Linked DNA regions of Homo sapiens: regions 1 and 2 are each linked to region 3. Evidence: chromatin contacts called from ENCODE Hi-C data. All regions are on one chromosome and are shown on one strand. Each heading gives the region's core, a stretch centred on a gene start or an enhancer-like site at or near the end of the contact. The rest is flanking DNA. Distances are from core to core; before and after follow the strand shown.

Region 1 (3,418 bases), core at 756-3,255, 1.6 Mb before region 3:
TGAAAAAAAAGGGAAAAAATAGTAGTAGCTTAAACAATGTTCAAGAGAAAAGACTGCTAGCAGTACCCTCTATATGTGTGCAAAAAGCGTCTGCTTATAAATGAGACACAAATATACATATATATGGGATAAGTATGAGTCACCAGGGATTGCTAAAGAAAAGAGAGTGGGTTCAAACAAAATGAGCCAGTTGAAACAACTGCCCAGCAAAAAAGAACAGAATAACACTATGAATACACATATTCTGTTCCTGAGTGTCCCAAAAATCTCTCAATATATTTCAAATTTTTCTTCTAAGTTAATTTCATCTTTTTTCAAGGACACTACCTAGCACATTTTCCTAAGATGAAGCACCTCCTTCATAACCAGTACTATTTTCACAAATAAACTACTCTAGTAACTTTATCACACACTGCACTCTCAGTTTCAAGATGCAGTGATGAAAACAAAGCTTCCTTTTAATCTTACTTCTTTCATTACCAAGTATACAGTTTATTAAAAGAAATAATAATGTTGGAAAATTAAGGAAATGCACTAATTATGCATTATCATATCATAGCAGAAACCTTATGTGACAAAAATTTATAACATGCCTACCACATGCTTGGTGTTAGGGATACAGTAGTGAACAAATAGGCAAGGTCCCTAATGTTCTGAGTTTCCTGGGCATCTGAATACTCTCCCCTCCCCATTCTACAAATAAGGAAACCGAGATCCAGAGAGGTTAAATAATTTTTTTCCATGACTGCACATTTCATCAGAGGCAGAATTAGGGCAAAACAAGAACCCAGGCCTCCTGACTCTTAAGGGCAAGGTGTATTTACATAACTTGAACTGGCTTCAATTTACACTATATTCACAGGTCCACAAACTGTACAGCGCTCTATTCTAGGAAGTGTATTCTGAAGAATACTAATGATAAAGCATAATCAGTCTCAAGTTCCCTAAGTGAATAATAACTTCATTTATCATTATTATCACTCCAAAAGATGAAACCTTATATGTAAAAGGAACTTATTCTTGAAGACAGTGCCTAACCTAACCCATGGCTCATTACGTTGCCTGGCTAATAATATTCTATTGGAACAGCAGGTACTCAGTTTGGCATGGAATATGCATTACCTAGTACTATTCTTAAAATGAATGGGGAGGAACTCGATTTAAACGGAAAAATTAATGCAATTTTAATGAAATGTTTGTAAATAAGTAAAAGCTGTTCTGCCTCCAAAGCAGCTTAGATCCCGCGAGCGCAGGGTCACCCTAGCGTGTTCCCAAGCAGCAAGCAGCTGCTCTCCTCCAGCCCACGCTCTCTTCTCCAGCCCACGCTCTCTTCTCGCCCACTGCGGCCGCGCGGGGGAGTAGGGGGAAAGCGGGCCGGCGTCTCCCGCTCAATTTCAATTCTCCCACGCCCGCGGCAGCCCGGCGCGCCAGGCTTTCCACCCGCGCGCGACCTGGCACCTCCGTCACGCCGGGTGCCTGCTGTCGACCCTAGCCTGGCATGCCCGCGGCCGAGCAGCCCTCAGCCCCACCACGAGCGAGACGGGGGCAGGCCCCAGAAGTGTCCTCGGGCCCGGGGGCCGCAGCCAGGAGGAGAACGCGGGGCCGCAGCGCGGGGCCCGGGGTTAGAGACCCTGCAGCAGCCACACCCACCGGCTGCGGGGTGACAGCTACAGCGGTGGAGGCAGGCCGCGCCGACAGGTGCAGCCGCCTTCTCGGTCCCGCCCGGGTACCGGCTAGAGTTCCGCCACCCGCGAGCGCCCCCGCCCGCCCCCGCGCGCACCACCTGTCGGGGAGCTTCGCGCGCGGCCGGCGGCGGACGCCCCGCCCGGCTCGTGAGGAGCGGCCGGCGTGGGGCGGGGGGCCGAAGTCCCGGTGGGATGAGATCTTTACCGGAGGGTGGGCCCCACACAGGCGGTGTCGGTGCTCTCGATCTCCTGCAAGATCCGCTCGTGCTCGGGGACGGTGCCCAGACTCTCGCTGTTCTCCGCCATTTTGGCTGGAAGCTGAGGAGCCAGCGAGGCGCGGCGCCGCGGGAACGACGGGGGCGAGCTCCAAGTGGCGCGAGCGCGAAGGGGCGGGGCGGGGGCGGGGCGCTCGGGCCGGCGGCGCGGGGGCGCGCGGAACGCCGGGCAGAAGGCGCGCGACCCGGTTCCCGCCCCCGCACCTGCAGGAGTGAGCGGGGGCTGTGAGCTGGGGCTACGGGCGGCGGCCGGGTACCCAGCTGGCCTCCTGCCCTCTCTCGCGACTAGTCCCTCCTGGGCGTCTTGTGCCTGGCCTTTGGGCTTTAACATATCTCCTTGTCTTCTGTGTGTGCCACACCCTGTGCCACACGCGGGGGTACCGTAGTAATCAGCAAGGTGGACACTCAGATCATCACCCTGAATCTGTAATAAGAGCCACGGGGACATTTAACAAGGGCCTGATGTACTCTGGGTCGTGGGGAGTCAGAGAAAGGAAAACATGCACTCACGAAAAGCAAAATTGCATGTGATAGTAAGATTTATTTTAGGAACGAATAAAGATCCCAGTTGACCATGAAGACCGCTCCAGGTGGATTCATGTCCCCGCCTGCAAGAAGTCCACAGCGGCCAGTCAACTTGGAAATAAATTATAAGCGACATAAAAAATTAAATGATGAGAAGTTAAGACACTTGATGGCAGAGATACCAAAAAAAAAAAAAAAAAAAAAGGCCCAGGGCGATGTGTAATTCATACCAAAGTCCGTGAACTCAGGTGCCCCCAGGTCAGAGTAGCTGGGTTGAGAAGGGGTGAGAGCTCTTGAAAGGGGGTTAGCAGCAGGGAGGTGGGAGAGAGAGGCAGGGAGGCTTGGACAAAGGTATCAGTGTAGAAAAAAGTCGTGCTTAATGACATGTTTGTGGGACACTGAGTAAACCAGTTTGTCATGATCAAAGCAGGGAGGAAGGAAGACTAAACAGGAACAGAATGGAAACCTAGCCTGAGGAACAACTACTTTCTGCTCTACATTAATCCAGGGCTTTGAAAAGCTTCCCTTTGAGTCAACCAAGCTCTTTATCCAGCTGTGTAACTCACTCACCCTTAGTGAGCTTTTACTTGAAACCTACCTCCAGCCTCCTCCCCACAAACATCCTGGGAGGTGGTATTGTGCAATAGTTAGAGCATGAGCTCTGAAGACCAGTGTCCGAAGACATTAATTCTTGGATTAATATCACTTGACAGCTGTGTGACATTGGGCAAGAACCTAGTTCTTTTATATGTCAGTTAAATGACTGTAAATGACAATGGCAGTGTCTGCCTCATATTGCTGTCCCATGGTGTATGAGTTTTCCATTGTTGCTTTAACAAATCACCACAAATTGAGTAGCTTAAAATGACTCAGACATATTATCTTACAGTTCTGTACGTTAGAAGTCTGTCACAGGTCTCACTGGGCTAAAAA
Region 2 (3,519 bases), core at 682-3,181, 1.4 Mb before region 3:
TGTGATCTGCAAAGCCTAAAGTATTTAAATAAAATAAATATTTATTTCTCTGGGCCCTTTACAGAAAAGGCTTACCAACCCCTGAGGACCTCGCAACTCATAAGTTGCCTATTTACTAAAGCTTAATGCTTAATGACAGACGCACCAGGAAGGCTATTTGAAAGAAAAAGGCTAATCTGAAAAAAAAAATCTCTTTACACAAAAATTATTGTAAATATTAGACACAAGCAAAGAACTATTCTATTCATTGGTGATAAAGTAAATCTCTTCTAAGACTTGAAATGTATACGGATCATAAACATCAAGTTCAAGATAATGGTTAACAGTGGCTGGAGGAAAAGGGATGGAGAGGGAAAAGGGGGGCTCCAGCAATGATTGTTTTGTTTCTTAATCTGGGTGATGAATATACAAATGTTTATTACATTGTTCTTAATAACTTTTTGTAAGTCTGAAATATTTTGTAACTAACATTAAAAAAGAAATTAAATAAATGCATACGGAAAAGGTAATATTGCCTGGTTTTATTAAACAACCAAAATAATTTTAAAATTTGCACTTGTTATATGCACTGCATTTTTAAATAAAAATCTTCAAACAACTAACTACTAACAGAAGCCCCAGAGTACAACAACTAGTAAGTGTCACTGGCTAGACTTAAGATTGCCACCCAATTTCCTCTCTGACACCTTGTTTAGAAACCTAGTCATCACCTTCGATATCCACAATTCAAGTTACCAGGGCTGAGTAAACAATAGCCTAAGAAAGTTTGTTGATACAAGTTTTTCTAAAAAATAACCTTTTAATTTTAGAATACTTTGGGGTTTACAGAAAAGTTGCAACAGCAACTGTTAACAGCCACAAAAACGGACACACAAAACACACATACTCAGTAAACTGTGGAGAGCCTCTAAAAAGTTGAATAAATCAATTCTAACTAAGCAGCAGTTTCTAGCTTATTTTAAAATTGGGAAGTTATTTGGAAACCAGTCAGGGGAGGGCCGAACACCCCTCCACATCCCTTTATCTCGAAATATCCGTTTAGTTTGGTCTATGAACAAACACGCAGATGAAAGGGAAAACTGCAGCACAATCAGAAATTTACACTAGCTTAACTTGTCTTGATCTTTTAAAAAACATAAACTCACTTTATTAATTTTTAATGTTTAAAGACAGAGATGTTTACTTGTTTAGTAGGGATGCAGAAAATATTGCATCTAGAATAAAGAGAACAGTGATTGATTGCTTTTTAGAGGTAATAATACCAACGTAAGTGCTTAACCATCTGCAAAATAGGTATTCAGTCTTACTTCCAAACTGACAAACTACATGAAGTAGCATATAAAAGTGACACCTACATCTTTATTGACTATAGTTTAAACATAAGAACGCACTTTTCAGTATGGAACAGTGATCAAATCAAACATGTTATTTTCTCCTAAAAACCACATACACACAGCAACCGGGTGTCATTTTTATTGAACAGAACGCGGAGAACCAAGAAACTGGGACCCTCAGGAAATGCAAATAAAATCCCTCTCCCTGGACCGCGCAGTAGGGGGCCCAGCAGCGAAGCCGCAGCGCTCGGAATCCTGTCAGCCCTCTCCCTACCTGCATCTCACCACCACCTGGATGTTCTTCCCCTTCTCCTCTTTCTTCTTCGCAGACGAATTTGGCTGCGACGCCATGACGGTCCCCGCCAAAAAATCAAGGCCCGGCCGCGGACCTGGGCGCTGTGAGGGGCGGAGGGGCTTGGCGGCCGACAGGGGCCGGAGTCTCCCTGGTCCCTCTCGGGCGCTGGCGTGGCCTGGAGGACCGACGCACGCAGGTCGGCGTCCCCGCTCTCTACCCGGTACTCTGGCCGTGGCGTTTGTCCCGCGCCAGTCGGAGCCGCCAAATCACTAATCTCGTCTCCGCCCGAATCCCCAGAAACTAAGCAACGACTCGGCGCCTCAATTTGAAAAAGAGACAGAGTAGCCGGACCAATGGCTGCGCTGGCGCGCAAGGCACCATGGGATGCAGTATCCTCACTGGAGCCCCGCCCCCGGAGCGTGGCCTACGGGAACGTAAAGAGGTGGTCTGTCTGCTTGCTCCGGAACTTGGTAGTCCAGAGCCGAGACGCTAGAATTGAGTGTGGAACTTTTAGCGTAGCGTGGCTCAACTTACATAACGTCCCTAGCCCAAAATTCCCTCAGCTGCAGAGAGGAAATAATAGTAACCATCTCAGAGGGTTAGGGTGAGAATTAATGAGCTTGTGGAAGTAAATAGATTGGAATATATGGTAAGCACTCGCCATGATTATAATTATTAGAGAATTGTAAGAGAGGGCAGTAGAAGCACAGAAGAGAGGTCCAAAGCGAGCCGCCATCCCGGAGGCAGAGACCAGAATAGTCTTTGTGTGTGTGTGTGTGTGTGTGTGTGTGTGAGAGACGGAGTCTTGCTCTTGTCACCCAGGCTGGAGTGCAGTGGCGCGATCTCGGCTCATTGCAACCTCCGCCTCGCAGGTTCAAGCGATTCTGCTGCTTCAGCCCCCGAGTAGCTGGGATTACAGGTGCGTGCCACCACGCCCGGCTAATATTTGTATTTTCAGTAGAGATGTGGTTTCACCATGTTGGCCAGGCTGGTCTCGAACTCCTGACCTCAGATGATCCACCCGCCTCGGCCTCCCAAAGTGCTGGGATTACAGGCGTGAGCCACCGCGCCCGGTCCAGAATAGGCTTGAAGAATAATTAATGTTGGGGCCCGGTGGCTCAGGCCTGTAATCCCAACACTTTAACGGGCCGAGGTAGGACGATAACTTAAGTTCCAGGAGTTTGAGACCAGTCTGGGCGACATAGGGAGACCCCCCTCCCCGCGCCTCCCAACGGGTCTCAACAAAAAATAGAGGGGAAAAAATAGCCTGGTGTGGTGATGCGTGCCTTTTGGTCCCATCTACTCGGGATGCTGAGGAAGAAGGATCGCTGAACACGGGAGATAGAGGCTGCAGTGAGCCGGGATTATGTCGCTGGATTACTCCAGCATAGGCGACAGAGCAATGCCCTTTCTCAAAAAGAAAATAATAATAATAATAATTAGGAAGTGTTAAGCGATAAGGCTACTACAGGTTCCAAATCGTGATGAAATGGACACTGGACGCCATTTGGAGGACTCTGAATTTATCCTTTAGTCATCATCTCTAAGTGACTCCAGGCAAGAAAGCAGGGTCCGCCTCGATTTTAGAACGACTGCACTGACCGAGTGACGCAGGCCGCGGGTGCGCTGCGCTCCCCGTTTCTGCGCGGCGCAGCGGGCGGTGGCATCTCAAGGAAGCTGCGCAAACATCCGCCGCCCCGGCCTACGGATCCCAGCATGCAGCGCTCGCTGGGGCCTGCGCGCCGTCGGTCACCTCCGGCCTGCTGCGGGAGAACTTTTCGGCGTCTTGGCAGTGCCTGGCGTGACTCGACCGCTGTAGGTGTGGTACGCCGCACCAGGAAATACTGAAACAGGAGCCTATTGTTATGAATAACTTTTAAAATCTTAAGG
Region 3 (3,352 bases), core at 219-2,718:
CTTCTCTTTACAAACAGAAAAATGTTTCCCATTCTGTCACATAAGACCTTCTACAGGTTAACCTTAATATACCCTTCAACAACTTTCTTCAACCTGAAGGGATCACTCCTCTCCCACCGTCTCCTCTGCAGGTTCTAAGCACTCTATCCAACACGCCCTTTCTCTCCTCTGTCTGCATGCCACCTATCCTTCAAGCCCTTCTCCAATGCTATTCTCAGTGCAATCTTTCCCTAGTTTTTAATGCTTACTTCTTTCCTATTACATTTGCCTTTTATTTTGATTTATAGTTACGTTCATTCTTTACCTTCTTTGTTAGACCAAAAACTCTTCAATAGAAACTGGTCATATTTAGTAGATATATAACCTGGATAATGCTACTTTCCTGTCTCAGGTTTTTTTTTTTTTTTAACTGTAAAATATGTATCCTCTCAGAAAACACAACATGAAAGGTGTTGATTTTCCTAAGTGCATTCTATAAACAGGAACTTTCCCCCATCTTAGCTGTTAACTCATTGGTAAATATAAAGCAACCGGAAAGGTAAAAGGCATTCCATCAACACATACCCACTGCGAATGTGCAGGGAATAGGCTCTACGTGTAATCATCCTATCCTCTTGGGAAACCGTATTCGTGCGTGTAACAGAAAGCAAGCATAATTAAAAGACAGGGAATCAGGGTTCTGGCCCTTACCCCTGTATGACCTTCAGCAAACCGTTTCATATCTGAGCCTGGGTCTCGGCTTCCTCCTCTATAAGTTGGGATTAACTGCCTTGCCTTTCCCACAGGTTTGCCATGAAACTCCAAAGTAAGAGAAAGTCCTCTGGAAGAGGAAATGCACGGTCCCGACCTGGGGTGGTACTAAGATCCTAAGGCACAGAGCCCTGTGACCAAGACAGTTAAGGGAAGCAAGAACTTGCAATGACGGGGCGGGGGCAAGGGGGAACTTTTCTGCGTTCTCCGGCAGGACCCAGCGGTACAGCCCTGTGGGGTCCCAGCACAGCCGCGCCCGCCCGGCAGGTGCGCGGGCCCAGGCCCCGCGGGCGCGCTGCTCAGGCCGGGGAGAGCGAGCAGCCTTTCCCGGGGCCGGCGTCCGCAGCCGGCCGCTCTCCCCGCCGAGGTAGGCACAGCTCCGAAGCCCCCGCCCGGGTCGGTAGCCCCCTGCACCCGAAGGGCCCTCCCGGCTCCAGGCTGGGCCGGCCAGGGCAGGTGTCTGGAGGTGTCGCTCTCGCCTGAGGCGCAAACTTGGGTGAGGAGTCTGGCGTCCCTGCAGCTCCCCAGCCCGCCCGGTACCTACCCAGCGGCCGCCACCGCCGCCGCTCCTCGCCCGCCAGCGCGCCGGCCTCAGAGTGAAGGAAAGTGAAACAGAAACAGCACCCGCCGCGGCCTGGCCGGTCCCCGCGCCCCGTCTGCTCTCCCCCTGCAGGCGGGAGCGCGCCGGCTCTGTGGGGCCACTCGGCTCAGGCCCGACAGGGCGCGGCGGGCCTCGGGGCCCAGGTCCGGTGCCGCCTCCAAGGGCAACTCCACCCACTTCCAACCGGCGGCACCGCCCGCCCCGCCGCCCGGCCACGCCCCCGCCGCCCGGCCACGCCCACCACCACGCCCGGAGGCCGCGCCTGCCGCCTGCGCTGCTCGCAGGTGCAGCTGCCGCCCTGGCTCCCTGTGCTACACGTAGCTCTGGCCAAATATTATCTCGGTTCTTCTTATCCTCACCGTCCACCCCTTCGGTTGTTTACATCATAACAATGACTGGCATATTTTCCCTGGAGGGTTTAAAAGCAACGGTCAGTGATGAGACTGACGCACCCTGAGAATTTGTCTCTTCAGCTGCGTCTTCCCCAAGTCTGTCCCACCTGCGCCGAAGTGGGGACAAAGCCATCCCTTGATTTGCACCTTATCTGAAAATGACTGACAAACTTGTTACTGTAGTGTGGGTCCAGAGATCATGGTCGTTGACAACTATAAGCAAACGGGAACGTTGTGGAGGTTGAGGGTGGGGGGAGGGTGAGTGGTAAAGAAGCATTACTGTTTGCAACGTTCAAAACAAACAAAAACCCAGTACTCTTTCTAGTGGACTTTGAGATCTACAAGAGACCATTCACTGCAAAAACCTTCATTCAAAAATGTGTATTCTAGAAGCCAGAGCAGTGATGGCTTAAGAAAATGACAATAATAGAGGGTAGGGGAGACTGTCAATGCAAAATATTTGCTTTTTCTCCAACTGATAGGCGTTAACTTCTTACTAAAGTGATAGATGACTCTAAGTGGCAAACCAACAAACTTAACAACCGCTAGTCCAGCAGCCATACAAGTGTTCAAAGATCCATTTCAAATTTAAAATGCATCAAGCAGTAGACCAAGGCAGCTTTTTAAACTATCCATTTTATAATCAAACTTTGACATGTTTAAAAATTGCCATTTCTAATATCACAGCAGGAGCAATACATTTTCTGAAACAGCTTTAAATGACCACATTCGTATAGTCCTTTAAAGAACCATTTTCCAAAATCATACATGCCAATGTCCAAGCTGGGATCAACTTCATAAGTCGCAGCAATCACAATGAGTAAGAGAAAACAAGTGAGGTCAAATGACTTCATGGCAGTAGGATTACTCTTTATGCTTCATATCTTTCATTTCAGAGACTAAACAGAACAGTATGTGAAAAATCACACTACTTCTAGTGTGTTTAAAATATGCATTGGAGGATATTACTGTATATATACCACAATATATAAAAAAGACTTGGTATGTTCCTATTTTGTGTCTGAAACTATTTTAAATATGTTTTAAAAGAATAACAGTGGAGTCCAGGGGGCTTAAATGTGATTGGTGACCTATCACAAGTGCGGTTAATCAGTATTCCTGAAGGAAACGAGCTTGAAGGCGGGTTTTAGGATGACATATGTTAGCAATGAAGGAAGGGGTCACAAACATGTGATACAGCAGTACCTGAGGATGAATGTGGAGGTGGGGTTGCCAGAATGGACTTGGGATGAGGGAGAACTACAACTTTTATAAGGCAATCTGTGCTTTGTGTCTGGAGAGGCAGCAATAGTTTGCAGTTAAGTGTTCTGTGGTTTCGCCTCTGCCTTCTTCAGCAACCATTCCATCTCTCCCACCCCAATTTAAAAAAATGCACACATACACAAAATAAAAACAAGTTTAAAAACTCAAACATTTGTCTGGTTAAAAAAATAATAATAGGCCTGGCACGGTGGCTCATGCCTGTAATCCTAGCACTTCTGGAGGCCGAGGTGGGCGGATCATGAGGTCAGGAGTTTGAGACCAGCCTGGCCAATATGGCGAAACCCCATCTCTACTAAAACAAAAATCAGCCGGGCATGGTGACATG

Evidence for each region. A loop is a pair of places that touch in the nucleus more often than their neighbours do. Pooled maps may share reads with other maps.
Region 1: a map of CD4-positive, alpha-beta T cell shows a loop between it and region 3 (9-fold over the local background). The contact joins the promoter of EXOC6 here to the promoter of PCGF5 in region 3. A Hi-C loop is called at or near these places in 3 of 168 maps with a recorded cell type or tissue (CD4-positive, alpha-beta T cell, CD8-positive, alpha-beta T cell and naive thymus-derived CD4-positive, alpha-beta T cell) and 12 of 50 pooled maps.
Region 2: a map of naive thymus-derived CD4-positive, alpha-beta T cell shows a loop between it and region 3 (7-fold over the local background). The contact joins the promoter of KIF11 here to the promoter of PCGF5 in region 3. A Hi-C loop is called at or near these places in 2 of 168 maps with a recorded cell type or tissue (both naive thymus-derived CD4-positive, alpha-beta T cell), 1 of 37 single-sample maps with no recorded cell type and 12 of 50 pooled maps.

Annotation. Positions count from the first base shown.
Region 1 is chr10:92,847,107-92,850,524 of GRCh38, reverse strand. It overlaps EXOC6 (exocyst complex component 6), which reads right to left and starts at 2,005. Exons shown (of 22, transcript NM_019053.6): 1 at 1,891-2,005. The coding sequence starts at 1,991. RefSeq lists silencers at 1,559-1,898, 2,039-2,188.
Region 2 is chr10:92,591,542-92,595,060 of GRCh38, reverse strand. KIF11 (kinesin family member 11) reads right to left here and starts at 1,931. Exons shown (of 22, transcript NM_004523.4): 1 at 1,609-1,931. The coding sequence starts at 1,685. RefSeq lists silencers at 1,527-1,596, 1,677-1,726 and enhancers at 1,194-1,945, 2,047-2,096, 2,127-2,316, 3,127-3,216.
Region 3 is chr10:91,218,779-91,222,130 of GRCh38, reverse strand. PCGF5 (polycomb group ring finger 5) reads right to left here and starts at 1,468. Exons shown (of 10, transcript NM_032373.5): 1 at 1,295-1,468. RefSeq lists silencers at 845-1,139, 829-1,288, 1,359-1,668 and an enhancer at 1,859-1,928.